Regions from separate parts of the Homo sapiens genome. Here region 2 is linked to region 1. The links are chromatin loops, found by intact Hi-C in ENCODE. Cell type or tissue: heart left ventricle. All regions are shown on one strand. Each heading gives the region's core, and the rest is flanking DNA. Links, peaks and the distances in the headings are about the cores only.

Evidence for each region. Peaks named below come from ENCODE experiments on the same cell type or tissue, not always from the same donor. Only the 100,000 strongest peaks of a DNase experiment are listed, where the experiment ranks them.
Region 2: it touches region 1 in a loop (1.8-fold over the local background); 1 of 110 quality-filtered maps calls a loop at or near these places.

Annotation. Positions count from the first base shown.
Region 1 is chr4:108,979,851-108,987,937 of GRCh38, forward strand. The region is part of intron 6 of COL25A1 (collagen type XXV alpha 1 chain); the gene reads right to left. Among named protein-coding and RNA genes, the nearest start is that of ETNPPL, 220 kb to the left of the region's middle. In heart left ventricle, for the core only: no CTCF peak of the experiment used is centred there; a DNase peak (open chromatin) is centred at 4,711.
Region 2 is chr4:109,360,919-109,369,005 of GRCh38, forward strand. No RefSeq gene overlaps it. Among named protein-coding and RNA genes, the nearest start is that of COL25A1-DT, 62 kb to the left of the region's middle. In heart left ventricle, for the core only: no CTCF peak of the experiment used is centred there; no DNase peak of the experiment used is centred there.

The sequences.
Region 1 (8,087 bases), core at 1,910-6,909:
GTGGGAGTACAGAGCAGAAAGAGGTGGGAGAGCTGGAGTTGAAAAGATGCTATTGGAACTGGCTCTTGAAAGATATCCAGGAGTAAGGCGATGGAAGATGGAGGGAGGAGGAGCGAAGCAGGCCCGGGGGGAAGGGATGCACATGCCCAGTTGTGAGAAAATACCACTCTGTCAGAGAAAGGAGTTCAGGGTGGTAAGAACATGTGGGGAGTGGAGATAGAAAATAGCAGGAAAGAGATTTTAAAAGGCTGGTTAACCACACTCAGGCGTTTGAGCTGGATTCTGTCATCAATGTAACAAGGAGTGCGGAGATGAAGTGTGCTCTGTTTTGTGGAACTCTGAGAACACGGGGTGTTCGGGATTCTTAGGAAGTATTTGCCTTGGTCCAAAAGAGAGATGGTAAAGCTTTGAATTAAGGTTGTGCTAGTGGAGGCACAGGGAGAGGTCTAGATTCAGGAGACATTTCTCAAGTAAAAAACAACAAGACTGGTTAACTGATTGGACATGGGGGCCACTGACAGGTGTCAACATGTTTTAACAAGTCCTACTTATTTCAAGGTTCACAATTTAGTGTATTTGCAGACAAGCTTTGGCCTAAGCTGGTTCAACGTAGATGAACACAGCAGTTCCACAGCCAAGTGAATCAAATAGAGTTTAAATCTGGTTTTAGTGTTATATTTCAAATCCACAGTGTTGGCAGCGTCGGCTGGCCTAATTGGAAATAGCTGAGGAGAGAGAAAACATTCTCTATCACCACCATTGAGCAGAAGCAGCACAGAGGTAGTCATAACTGCCTCCCCTCAGAAGCCACAATTCTTCCGTGTTAACTTCTGAATAGAGGAAACCTTTATCACATTTTCTTTCCTCTACTTTTTCAACTGTAAACTGAATATGGAATTACTCTATTTTAAACTCCACAAGTTTCCTACTCTTTTAAAGATAAAGAAGATAGTCTGCTGTACAAGCCGTCCTCTAGGAGCACAGCACAACCTCAATGGTCACCGCACGTCTGATGTGGATCTTCTTTCTGATGTGCTCAGGCACAAGCAAACATCGATGTTCACAATCTCACAGGGAGGAAGCGGAATATCCCGTTTTTCTCTTGTACAACTAGGATAGAAGCTTCAATTCTACTGCCTACTCCCTAAATTGCATGATGAACTTGACTCATAGTGCCAATGACACACATACTCAATCCCCACACTTACAAGGAAACTGAATTTGGTACCACAGTTTCTTAACAGGTCTCTAAAACTGCAGAAAACCACATTGCAAATAGTATTAACAATTGAAAATCTAGTGTTTTACTTGAAAAATAGGGATCCTAGGTATTTAGGTGAGGATACATCCACCCTACTTCTGAAAAAAAGTGTTTTATGTAGTACAGGTTTACCTCCAACTAGAATGTGAACATGTGTTCTTTCGAGTATTTACTTTCACCTTAAACTCATACATAGTTTTCTGTTTTACTGGCACACATTTTTTAGAGACATTTCTTCTTCAAACCACTAAGTTGTTTTATAGACTTTCAACTTTGCAAATAACGAACTACAAATGTGAAAATTTTAAAGTTAAAATAACTTTTTCTGAAAAAACTGATGTAAAATCATAGGAGTTCCCGTATGTAAGTATAGATAAATTGTGTGTGTGGATACTTGTGTTTAATATCTTTTTAAATGCTTCAGTAAAAAAGTTAAAAAAAAGTGAAAGTAGAATTTGAGAGTTACTTTAAAATGCAGTACATGAAATAACATATCTTGGCGGTTAAGAGCTCAAGTTTTGGAGTCAAACCGATGCAGATTGAAATCCTGGCTACAATCACCTGTGTGATCTTTAAATGGTTAATTAATCTCCTTGTTCCGCAATTTCTTAATCTTAAAATGGGGAAAATAATGCCCACTGTTTGGCTAAAATAAAATATTATACATGAAGCAATTTATAAAATGCCTGCCCTACCAATAATATAATAGTAATTATCAAGTACACACTTAATATTTTAATTATCATAAACATAAAATAAAATTTATTTTTCAGATACTTGACTTGAGGATAAAGAAATACAATCAACTTCCTGGCTAGGCACGGTGGCTCATGCAGCACTTTAGGAGGCTGAGGCAGGCAGATCACAAGGTCAGGAGTTCGAGACCAGCCTGACCAACATGGTGAAACCTCGTCTCTACTAAAAATACAAAAATTAGCCAGGCGTGGTGGCATGCGCCTGTAATCCCAGCTACTCAGGAGGCTGAGGCAGGAGAATCGCTTGAACCGAAGAGGCGGAGCTTGCAGTGAGCTGAGATCGTGCCACTGCACTCCAGCCTGGGCAACAGAGTGAGACTCTGTCTCAAAAAACACACACACACAAACAAAACAAAAAAGAAATACAATTGATTTCCTAAACCAAAAGAAAATGCCTTGGGAAATGTCCTGGGGGGACGGTGGAAATATTTCGAGAATAGGAAGGTCTAATATAGTCTACCTCTATCGTTAAGGAACTATTACCAAACAAAACAAATAAACTTGGTCGTAGTTTTAACCACATTACTTTTATGATTAAAATAGACTAAACGTCAGGCCCTAGAACCACCTAGTCACCCGTAGCATAGAGTAGGTGCCCAACCAGTTCTTGCTGAATTGAAAGGCCCAGAAAGAAAAGAATGCAATAAAACTCTGTGTTCAAAACAGCAACATATAAAGCATTATAGAAGAACCAGATTCAATGTTGCTGCAGAAGAACCGTGTTTATTATAGTGTCAAACTCTGCTAAGCCAGGGAAGGGAATTATAGCTATAAACAGATTTATAGCTTCAGACTTTACACCTTTCAGTGTGTACTGAAGATTAAAAGAGACCAAGCAGAGGGGGTGGGTATAAACAGAAACTTTTAAAATATCAAAACCAGCCTCACTTACTAGAAAACAAATTTTTATGGCTATTATTTTCTGGGCATTTTCCACAGTAAGATCATAACTATAAGGTTTTTTGTGATGTCCATCTGAGCCCTGAACAAGGGACTATATGTGCCCATGATCAGTCTTAAATCAAAAGCAGCTGCCATAAGGAAGCAATTAGTGGGTCTAGCACTAAAGAACATTTAGAAAAACCAAACATTAAAAAAGGACTCTCAAAAGTAAGACTGATGTAGCTCAATGGAGTTAAAGGCTTATAAAACAGCAGGAATCAGGGACGCTCTCTCTGGTTTTCTTTTCTAACACAATACAAATTAAATACAGTCAAATTACCGCTCCTGCCAATCAAAACGAAGGGAACCCTTCTACCTAGCATCATTCCTTGCCTCACATGTTTTAAGAAATTGCTAAAACTTCTTTGTTTAACTTTGATTTTTTTTTAACTTATTTTTAAGAGGTCAAATAAAATGAACTCCATGGTGAAAGACTTGGAATCCTAAACATTCCTTTTGTCGAAAGAAAGTATCAACTTGCTCTTTTAATGCCCTAGTAGCCCTGTGATTTTACAGCTAATGGTGCAATCTACCCTAAAATGCTCTTACTGTCCTCAACACGATTCAAATGTATTCAGAGATACGTTCATGTTTATACCTTGGGTTTAATCTATAATTATCGATTTCAGCATGTTTCCTAATATATTGTCCCAACATAATTTTACCCGGGCTACTTAAGAAACATTGTTTGCCGGTCAGTTGGATTCTTTGCTTCATTTGCAGTAGTATTGTGTCCAGAATTGGTGGGTTCTTGGTCTCACTGACTTCAAGAATGAAGCCGCGGACCCTCGCAGTGAGTGTTACAGCTCTTAAGGTGGCGCATCTGGAGTTTGTTCGGATGTGTTTGGAGTTTCTTCCTTCTGGTGGGTTCATGGTCTCGCTGGCTCAGGAGTGAAGCTGCGGACCTTCGCAGTGAGTGTTACAGCTCTTAAGGCGGTGCGTCTGGAGTTGCTCGTTCCTCCCTGTGGGTTCGTGGTCTCGCTGGCTTCAGGAGTGAAGCTGCAGACCTTCGCAGTGAGTGTTGCAGCTCATAATGGCAGTGTGGACCCGAAGAGTGAGCAGCAGCAGGATTTATTGCAAAGAGCAAAAGAACAAAGCTTCCACAGTGTGGAAGGGGACCCAAGCGGGTTGCCACTGCTGACTCGGGCAGCCTGCTTTTATTCTCTTATCTGGCCCCACCCACATCCTGCTGATTGGTAGAGCGGAGTGGTCTGTTTTGACAGGGCGCTGATTGGTGCCTTTACAATCCCTGAGCTAGACACAAAGGTTCTCCAAGGCCGCACCAGATTAGCTAGATACAGACTGTCCACACAAAGGTTCTTCAAGTCCCCACCAGAGTAGCTAGATACAGAGTGTTGATTGGTGCATTCACAAACCCTGACCTAGACACAGGGTGCTGATTGGTGTGTTTACAAACCTTGAGGTAGATACAGAGTGCCAATTGGTGTATTTACAATCCTTGAGCTAGACACAAAGGTTCTCCACCTACCCACCAGACTCAGGAGCCCAGCTGGCTTCACCCAGTGGATCCCGCACAGGGGCTGCAGGTGGAGCTGCCTGCCAGTCCCCCACAGTGCGCCTGCACTCCTCAGCCCTTGGGTGGTTGATGGGACTGGGCGCCCTAGAGCGGGGGCGGCGCTCATTGGGGAGGCTCCCGCCGCACAGGAGACCATGAGGGGGGCGGGAGGGAGGCTCACGCATGGCGGGCTGCAGGTCCCGAGCCCTGCCCCGCGGGAAGGCAGCTAAGGCCCAGCGAGAAATTGAGCACAGCAGCTGCTGGCCCAGGTGCTAAGCCCCTCACTGCCCGCGGCAGGTGGGGCCAGCCGGCCGCTCCGAAGTGCGGGGTTCGCTGAGCCCACGCCCACCCGGAACTCCCGCTGGCCCGCAAGCACCGCGCGCAGCCCCTGTTCCTGCCCGCGCCTCTCCCTCCACACCTCCCCACAAGCTGAGGGAGCCGGCTCCGGCCTTGGCCAGCCCAGAAAGGGGCTCCCATAGTGCAGCGGCGGGCTGAAGGGCTCCTCAAGTGCCGCCAAAGTGGGAGCCCAGGCAGAGGAAGCGCCAAGAGCCAGCGACGGCTGTGAGGACTGCCAGCATGCTGTCACCTCTCAGTATGTAGAGCAATATAGGTTTTATGAAGGGCCCCTAAGCACAACACAGGATAAGGGTAAGATGTTCCTTGGAGTCTAAAGAGATACTCAGAAGGAATTAAAAAATGACTCTCAGATGAGGCTAGGAGAGTCTGACTCTCAGGGCTTGTCTACCATTCTCCTTCTTCCAATGTATATTGGATCTCCCTCCTTTTCAGTTGATGCCTAAGATCATCAAAGGCTTTTAATATGAGCTTCTACAACTACCACACTCCCAATCTTCAGAGTCTTCTGTACCTTCATCCTTCTCTCTGTGGAGTGAAGAACACTGTACCTACCCACTTCTGTGCTTCCTCCCAGCCTTGCCCCAGTTACTCTTTTTCTCACTTGTCTCTTCAATCATTCCCATTACCTTGGATTCTCCTCCATGCTCTTCGAACATGTTCTTTCACCCTCTCCTAAAGACAAGGGGAAGCAAAGCTGCCTTTGCCCATTACTCCCTCATTTTAATGTCTTGTCTTCTTCCTCACTGTCTCCCTAAGTAGATTGGGCATAGAAAGGAAGTTGAATTGCAGGACAGAAGGGGAGGTAGCAGAATAGACGTCATATTTTTACGGTCTGTTTTGGGAAAAATAAACATGAGTTGAAATACATACTGATCTTGGGGACATTTCTTTCCATTAGGAAGCAGAAAGCTAAACTATGGGAAGGAAAACTGCTGAGCCAGTCCTCAAGGCATAAGAGAGGAGTTATCTCTGGTGAAACTAAAACCAAATAAACTGGAGTTTTGGGAAGATGGGGTTGACAAAACCTGTAAACATTCAGATTGCCCAAGTTTGTGTCTAAACCTTTTTTGTTTTTTACTCTACTTCCCTCATTAGCTATGAAATATATACCCTTAAGGCTATAACTATTACCTGACTTATGTCCTAAATTCTTTTTCAAGCTGCAATCCTGCATTCTCAAGTGGTCACCAGATGTATAAGCCAACATATACTATCATCAGCTCAAATTCAACATTCTCAAACCAAATTTCTCAATTTCTGTTGCAAGCCATTCATGATTCTTGACTTTCCTATTTTTCCTATTTTTGTTAAACACAGTACTGCTCCTCCAAGCCTAAAAGCTGAGTATTATATTTGATTCACTTAACTTAATCTATTGCCAAGTCCTATAGATTTCATTTTCCACAAAATCCCTTGAATCTATGGCCATCTTTTCATGTTTGTTGCACCCTTATTCCTGGATAACTGGAATAATCTACAAGCCTCTGTTGGCCTTACCTCTTCTACTCCATCCTACATACTTTTGTCAGATTAATTTTTCTAAAGCACATTGCTGAGCATATCATTCCTCAGCTCAAAGAACTTCAGGGGCCCATTTTGTAATCTACAATGAAAAAGTTGCCATAGACAACAATCTTCAATAGATGTATTTGGTGAAAGGTTGCTGGGTATCAGGTCAACATACCTTGACCTCCTGATCAACCAAACTTTGTGTACTTCTTGATATAATGAACTAAGAATTGTACTATACATTTATTACAGGTTTTCCTAAAAATTGAGCCAAACCTACTCAATCTTCTGAATGTAACCTGTAGTTTAAATAAAACAGAGAACATAGGGGAACAAGTTAAATAATACCAAAAGGAAGTAATTAGACAAATCCAGAATGTGGGACACTCTAAATATATAATAAATGTCCTAGAAAAACTGATTTCATGAAACAATAAGGGGAAGGAAGACCACTATAGAATAAGAAAGACTGAAGAGTTTTAATAATTAAATGCCAAGTGCAGGCTTTGGGTCTTGGTTCTAACAAAACATCTGTAAAAAGACATTTTTGAGACAATTGGTGAAATTTAAATATGGACTGAGTGTTGATATTAAGAAATTACTGGTAATTTTATTAGGGTTGATGATAAAATGGTGGTTATGTTTTCCAAAGCCTCTATCAGTTAGAGATTCATATTTCAGTATTTGTAAATATAACAACATAATATCTAAGCTTTGCTTTAAAATATACCAGCAAAAACTAAACAAAACAAAATAAATGAGAGGAAAGGGATTCATAAAAGTAAGATTAGCAATTGATGTTTCTTGAGGCTGGGTGATAGGTCTAGGTCAATTTATGATACTATTTTCTCCTCCTTTTGAGAATCTTTGAACATTCCCATAGTAGTTATATAATTTAAAAATTTATTTTACAATGCTCTTCCCATTCATGCCAAATAAAGCATTAACTTCTACCTGTGTCCAAAGCCTTCTATAACCTGCTCCTAATTTTCCTTTTCTGCCTTATCTTCCCCAATTCTCCACAAGGAGCCTCTCCTCCAGCCTGTCTTCAATACCATCTATTCTCAAAATGACCCTCTGTCTTCTCACTCTCTCTATCTTTACTTACGTCCTTCTTTCTCCTGAATAAACATTATCAATTGTCATTTTGCTTGGAATAGTTACAGCATACCTTTCTTTTTTTTTCTTTTTCTTTTTTTTTTTGAGATGGAGTCTCGCTCTGTCGCCCAGGCTGGAGTGCAGTGGCATGATCTCTGCTCACTGCAACCTCCGCCTCCCGGGTTCAGGCAATTCTCTGCCTCAGCCTGCCGGGTAGCCGGGATTACAGATGCCCACCACCATGCCTGGCTAATTTTTTGTATTTTTAGTAGAGACGGGGTTTCACCATCTTGGCCAGGCTGATCTTGAACTCCTGACCTCGTGATCCACCCGCCTCTGCGTCCCAAAGTGCTGGGATTACACAGGTGAGCCACCGCGCCCGGCCGTGCATACCTTTCTTAAACGTCTTACCTGGAAGCCTGAGCTATGAAGCTACTTGGAAAAACAAAAACAAAAAAAAACCATAGACTTTTGAGTTTCTGGAAGAAAATTTTGTTTTTGCAGTACAGTCCCATCTCCACCTCCCCCATAAGCTCACAATCTCTATAGCAATCATTGATGACTCATCTCCATGATCTCGCTCCCCAAAGCATTACCAGACTATCCTTTGAATATGTCCTTTCCTTATTTCTGAACTCCTAAAACACTT
Region 2 (8,087 bases), core at 1,024-6,023, 380 kb after region 1:
ATAACAGGGAACCGTCAGGAGATCAGAGAAAGCTGGAGGATGGAGAAATTGGGGGATATGTTCTGCATCCTTTCCTGTCCAACTCCCTCTTTCTCTCTGCCAGGCTCTGGTTTGACAATGACTGTGTTACTCTATGCAGGGCCAGAGTTCATGCTGGATGGGCCTCGTGGCATGGCTACAGTTCTCATCAGCTTTCAGTAAAGTCATTTCCTCTCCACTTGCCGCTTCAGCCCTCACAGTTCTAACAGCTTCCCACTGATGCTAGTCCTCAGGTAGTCACCATTTCTTTTTGGTTCTCATAACCATGCCCAGCCTTTGTGAATAGTCTCTCCATCAAACTCATTTCAATTGATCCCTTTAATTGTATTATCTGCTTCCTGCAAGGATACTGAGTGATACACGTACAAAAGATAAAATGGAGAATTGAAGAAATTTCTAAGTTACACAGATGTAAAAGAAAACATAAAATGACTTTTATCTGATATTTTTACATAATTAAAGTACTTCAATGCTTCATCCTTCTCCATGTGGACAGTGCAAGAATCAACTCCATTCAAAACAGTGTCTTCATTTTTCCCAGTTTTTTTATACAAGTTCTTTCAAAAATCTTTATTATAATATTAATTCTTTAACTATCCTCCAAAGATTATTCACCTCTTGGAGGTATTTTGAAAGATTTTTGTGTAATGTATAATGTCAAAGAGAACATTACAATTTTCATGTAATAAGTCCCTGGTTCACTCCCAGGTTTGGGCTCCCCCCAAATATATATGCTAAAATACATATGAAGTCATCTAGCTTTCTTTTTCCGAAAGCACAGCAAAAAGATGAGCATAAGTTCAGGGATACTGGAGTTGCTGAAGAAATCAAATGACAACTCTAGATTCTAAATGAAAAATAATTACTACAAGGGAAGACTGAAAACCATTAGACAATAGATGTAATATCAAATAAATGCAGCCATTATCCCACTCTAATAGATCTTTAATTTCCTAAAGGTCTCTGCAGTTTAGAAAATGTTTCCATACATGTAGAGGTTTGCTAATTGCCTCCCGTGTACAGTTCTCCTTTGCCTTGGGAACAGAAGTAGAACTCTGGGTTTTAGTTGAGCGTATAGCCACCGAACTAACAGACTACATTCCCCAGCCTCCTCTGCAGTTAGTTGTAGCCAGGTAGCTGAGTTCTGACAAATGAGATCTGAGTGAGGTGAGTGGAACATACAGCAAGTCTCCTTAAGAGAAGTGCTCTTCTTCCCTTTCCCTCCTTTTTGTTGGCTGCAAAGCAGACAGGATGCTTGGAGCTTAGACCAGATGCTCTGAACCACAAGCAGCATGCGGATGGCAGAGCAGCAACATAGAAGCAGCCTGGGTCACTGATGATGGTGGAGTTTTCTTACCAGCCCTAAGCAACCTACCTCCAGACTCTATTCATGGAAAAGAAAAATCAATTTCTATCATGTTTAAATCACTCTTAATTTGTATTTTTAAAATCATATAAAGCCAATTGTAATCCTAAGCTATATAATTTATATTATCTTACCTAATTGTAAGCTAAATGAAATTGTGTGAGGGTAGAAGTCATGTATTTCTTCACTGCTAAACCCTCACAGTGCCAGCACAAAGTAGGCACACACGAAATCATTTCTCTAATTAAGTGAATAAATGAATGATCCATAAAAACACCCCTTTGAAAAAGATCATTGATAGGATAATGTTCTCCAAATGCGAACAATAATAATAGAAAGACTTTTTAAAAAAGCAGCATAGTACTGTGGACAAATGTGTGGGCTCTGGAACCACTCTGCCTGGCTCCAATCCTTACTCTGATACTTACCAGCTGTGGGTTGGAAAACTTCACTTAACTTCTCCCTGTAATATGTAAATAGAGAAAATATCAATACCTACCTAATAGAGCTTTTATAAGAATTAACTGTGTTGATATATTTCTAAAACCTAAAATAAATACTGGCATTAGCAAGCATTCAACAAATATTAACTAGTAGTAAGTACATATACAGCTGATCCTCATTATTTGCACATTCTGTATTTGCAAATTCGCCTACTCACTAAAACATATTTGAACCCCAACAATCAATGCTTATGGGCTTCTGTGATCATTCATAGAGCAGTGAAAATTTTGAGTCGCCCAATGCACACATTCCCCACTGAGCTGAACAAGGTGACACTCTCCATTTTTCAGCTCTCATACTGTAAACAAGTGACCTTTCCTCAGTCAATTTAGTTTTTACATTTTTGTGCTTTTTGTTGGTGACTTCACTGTTTAAAATCGTCCCCAACTGCACTGCTGAAGTGCTGTCCAGTAAGCGCAAGAAGGCTGTCATGCACCTCACAGAGAAAATACCCATGAAAGGTAAGCTTTGTTCACTCATGCATTACAGCTCTGTTGGCCATGTGTTCAATGTTAGTAAATCCACAATATATATTAAATAAGGTATAGAAATACACATAAAACAGGCTATGTATTGATCAATTGACAAACATGTTATGATAAGAGACTCACAGAAATCTAACCCTGTATTTCCCCTAGGTTCAGTATTCACTAATCCAGAATTGGCAGTAACTTTATAGAACATAAGCTATTAAAAATAATGAGAACTGACTCTCTGTGTGTGTGTTTGTGTGTGTGTGTGTGTGTGTACATAAAACAATAAGTTCTTTCTTGGCCAAGTGCGGTGGCTCACACCTGTAATCCCAGCACTTCGGGAGGCCGAGGTGGGTGGATCACTTGAGGTCAGGAGTTCGAGACCAGCCTAGCCAACATGGCAAAACCCCCTCTCTACTAAAAATAGAAAAATTAGCCAGGTGTGGTGGCTCACGCCTGTAGTCCCAGCTACCTGGAAGGCTGAGGCAGGAGAATTGCTTGAACCCAGGAGGTGGAGGTTGCTGTGAGCCAAGATCATGCCACTGCACTCCAGCCTGGGCCACAGAGCAAGATTCCGTCTCAAAAAAATTAATTAATTAATTACAAAGTACTTTATTTCCTAGGACCAATTTATGGCTAGCTTCAATTTATATTTTTGTTACATGAATCTTTAAGAGGAGGACTTGGTGATCCTTTCCATGGGGAGAAAAATTTCTAGCTGGACTTGGAGGGCTAATAACACAAAGCTTGAAATTGCAAAAGCCAAAGTGAATTTTTAGTTAACAACAACAAAAAAAATCAACAGGTAGTTGATCCAGAGGATTAGCTGGTGGGCTGAAGTGACAACCAGGAGTTCCTGAATGTAAGTGTTTGTCTTATTTTAAACTTCTGACAAGTTACTCAACTAACATAAGACTACACGGGAAGTACGTTAACAATGCAAGTTGTCTATGTCTAGTCCTGTAGTGGATAGGAGTCAGGTTCTAGACTTGACAGTGTAGACTAGAGGCAGTGTGAGTTGGGGTGATCCCTGGAAAAGAGAAGGCAGACCAGAACTGTGAACTCATATTTCCTGTTATAGTTATATATTAAATAAAATTCTTAATAAAGTAGATGATGTATTCCTCAAAATTAAAAAGAGAATTTTGTTGTTCACCAGCATTGGCTTTGGAATCAGCAGACCTGGGTGTGAATATCAACTCTACTATTTCCTAATTTAGAGGTCCTGGGCAAGTCAGTCAACCTTGGTTTTCTTTTTTGTTGTTTGTTTGTTTGAGGCAGAGTCTGGCTGTGTCACCCAGGCTGGAATGCAGTGGTGTAATCTCGGCTCACTGCAACCTCCACCTCCTGGGTTCAAGCGATTCTCCTGCCTCAGCCTCCCAAGTAGCAGGGACTACAGGCACGCACTACCACGCCCAGCTAATTTTGGTATTTTTAGTAGAGACAGGGTTTCACCATGTCAGCCATGCTGGTCTTGAACTCGTGACCTCAAGTGATCCATCCACCTCAGCCTCCCAAAGTGCTGGGATTATAGGCATCAGTTGTTTTTTTATTGATTGGTTGTTTTATTGATAAAGTCAGGAACTAATACCTACCTCAAAATATTGTTTATATGTTTAAATGTTGCATGTGTATGACAAATACCATACTGCTAGGCATATAGTCAGTTTTCAGTAAGCAGCAATAAATATATAATCCCAGGTTTTGTCTTTCTCTTCAGTAGAAAAGAAATCCTTAGCTTATATGTATACCAAGATGTGATTATTTTAGCAAATATTTTAATATACTTTGAAAAGAACATAAGTATTTGGTGTGTTTCATCTCAATTACAATAATCATATTAATACTCAATCTCTGCACTTCTTTTTTTTTACTTTAAGTTCTGGGGTACATGTGCAGAACGTGCAGGTTTGTTACATGGATATACATGTACCATGGTGGTTTGCTGCACCCATCAACCTGTCACCTAGGTTTTAAGCCCCGCATATTTGTCCTAATGCTCTCCCTCCCCTTACCCCCCTCCTCCTGACAGACCCTGGTGTGTGATGTTCCCTTCCCTGTGTCCATGTGTTCTCATTGTTCAGCTCCCAATTATGAGTGAGAATATGTGGTGTTTGGTTTTCTGTTCCTGTGTTAGTTTGCTGAGAATGATGTATTCCAGCTTCGTCCATGTCCCTGCACTGGACATGAACTCATTCTTTTTTATGGCTGCATAGTATTCCATGGTGTATATGTGCCACATTTTCTTTATTCAGTCTATCACTGATGGACATTTGGGTTGGTTCCAAGTCTTTGCTATTGTAAATAGTACTGCAATACACATACTTGTCAATCTCTACACTTCTTAACATCAGAGAAATGTGTCAGGGAAAAGAAAACTTATTTTAAAGGTTTTTAATTATAGGAATTTGGAAATTAGCTCAAAACTTCTTCTTCTAGAGACCTTTCATTAAGGAAAGCATAATTTTGTCACTGAGCCCCAGGTTGATATTTAGAGATTAGACATCTAATCACAATGGATTGACACATTCATTCATTCATTCATCACTTGTTGAGAATACACTAAAGGCCAGATTCTGTCCAATGCCCTGGGAATTTAGCTGTGAGCAACATACGCATGGTCCCTGCCCTGTGGTCTTGGGAGGAGAGGAGGAAAATGAAAGCATAAAACAATTACACAAACAACTGTATAATTATAAAAAATGATACACCTCAAGAAGTGTTACATCAGGACACACGTGATCCAGCCTCAGCATTCTTTCAAAGAAATAATGAGTAATTATTTCAGGAACTAATGAGTAATTCCAGGAACTAATGAGTAACTCCAGGAACTAATAAGTAAGTCTAGAACTAATGAGTAATTCCAGTATAACAATGGGAAGAAAATATTTCTCCTTCAGTGACACTTCCAAAAATTCCCTCTCCTCTTGTACTTGCCTGACTCCTCAGAGCCACAAAACATCTCATCCCCTATCCTGAGGCCACAATGGTCTCTTAATTTCTATTTGTTTCCCATTTTCCACCTCCCTGGTTTCTTCCCCATTCCCATTCCACTCCGTTCCCCAACAATATCCCCAAATCCTCCTTGGACGTGTAAGAGTGGAATAAACAAAGCAGCACACTTTTTACAAGTTGCGAGAAAAAGGCCAGGGATATCCTCTGATATTAATTTTTATTACTGTGCAGAAGGAAAACTACAGGGTTTAATAGAAGCATTCAATAGGAAAGCCCAACCAGTCTGGTAAAAATAGAGAAAAATCCCTGGGAAAATAACATTTAAGTTGAGACTGGAAGAAGAAGCAGTTAGTGGAGAGAGGGAAGAAGAGGACATGAATGAGATAGAAAACAGCACGGCATTGGCGGAACAAAGAAAAGGTCAATGTTGTCAGGGCAGAGCAGGGAGAGAGAAGTTTCCCTCATTTGGTGAATGAGGCTGGATAGGCAGAGAGGGGCCAGATCATGCAGGGTTTTATCTTAAAAGCAATAGGAAACCACTGAAGAGTATTTATTTTGTATTTATGAATATAATTCATTATGAATATAATTCTTTATATTTTCAGGTCAAATTTTGTGAATGTTTTTGGTAACACTGGTTTTTTAAAGCCAAGAATATTACTCCGAACTTTTCTCATCCACTATCATAACATACTCACCAAGGCTTTTTATTTTGAAATGAGAGTGATCCATGTACCTTAGTTTCTAAAATTCACTTTTCTTTAAAATGAAAATCACATAGAAAAAATGAATATATCCTGCACCTATGCACAAATGCATTCCAGTTTGAATTGCTATAGACCATGTGTTGAAACACCCCAAATAAGGTTATTCCAGGAAATATAGCATAATTATAGCTCAAAACGTAGCTCTCCTTGATTATATTATGAAACCCAAAATGGACTTGTGACACAGGTTAGTTTTCAAACATTGAAATACACACATTTTTATCTTCCTCTATGCTTGTAACAAAGATTCCTTCTCTCTGTGTTCACACTGAATGACTGTGTTCAGCAGGGAAGAAACCAGTCTCTCATACCATTCTTTTCCCAAACACCTGGTTATTCAGTTTTAACAAGGTGACTGGTTTCCACCATAACTCTGCTATTTTTCCACTTGGCTGAGTCCCCCTGGACCTTAAAGTAAAAACCTATGTAACATTAGCGTTCCTACTTATACTATACGGGTTCCACCTACATCATGCCACTAATTTACAGGGGATACTGTGAATAATGCAAATAGGTATTCCTTCCTGTGCACTTTCATTTGAATCTCTCTGAGATGGACCAAAAGGCAATATTATTCAGATCTTTCATTTTCTACCTCAATTCATATTTCACTGATTTATAAGCACAGGTAGAACTCTTTCATCTGCTGCTGGCTCCTTTCCTAGTTTATTGTGTATTTGAAATAACCATAAAGCGAAAAGATTTGCCAAGTTACCTTATTTATAGGATTAGAATAATGGTTGCCATTTACCTTTCAGACCAAAGTTCTTTCAAATATAACTAGAAGGAGGTCATTCCACAGTTGCAGTTACCCTTCCAAATGCTATAGAAATTCAGGGGAAGAGTGGTCATGTCAAACCCCCAGGTTGCATACTTTATATGGTAAAGTATGCCGTAAGGGTGTACCTGGTGCTTACTGAAACCATTCTAGTTTGAGAGCAGATGGACCATAAACACCAGGTAAATAATACTGGCTTTAATAATTTTTAATTAAATGGAGAACTTAGAAGTTGACCACAAAGTTCTCCTTCCTACCTGGCTATGGAGGGAACAATATTGTATACATTGAGGTTTAAAAAGAAAAGTATCACTCTTAGACCCAGGTGAACCGACCCTTGTCCTAAGCCCCATGCTGTAGAGGGCCCCACTCTTCCCCATGTTGCAGTCTCCTGTGCCCACTCAGAGGCTACACCCCCCACCCTTCGGGACCATTTCTGAATTCTAGGACCCCAGAATTCCTTGCCCAAATAGTCCTCAACCTGCTTCCAGAGTTTCTAGACCTAAAGGTGATCAAGTGGCAGCTGTCAGCGAGGAAGTGTGGTTGGTGCCTGGGTATGTGAATTGGGGTGTCCACACATACACAGGAAGCCCCTCGCCATGTAAGATGCAGCCAGCCATGGAGGAGACAGGGCCTGGCTCTCCCCATGCCTCCATGCTCTGGTAGGAAACACCAGGTTAAGAGAAAGAACATCTCTTACTGAACAATTTGATCACTTGATTTATAACTTGGAAATATTTAGATATATGATCTGCGGGCCTCTATTTATATTCTTGCCCCAAATCTCACAATTGTAAAAAATGGGCTTTAAAAGAATATATTGAATTCGAGACATCAGTGACTAATAGTAATCTGGGAAACTTTATATTCTTTTCTAAACATAAATCACTAGAACTGTAATACGAAAGATGTGACGAGGAAGAAAGAGGGAGTGGGACTCCACTGTTTAGATCAAACAGTAGCTTCAATCTCTTAAGTTGTGCTCTTTGTTCATTAAGCATGAGGAGCCAGCTAGAACATTCTTCTCTCTGCCACAAGAATTCCATCTGTAGAACAGAGGCTCCCAGGCTGCCAGCTGCTCTTCACTCCCCTGTCGTAAGAATGCAGCTGAGGTTGAAAACTTGTCACCAAGTTGGAGCCAATATCCACCTGTCCCTCTTGTCAGTCTCTTTCTATAAAGTCTTCCTGGGATTTAAAAACTAAAG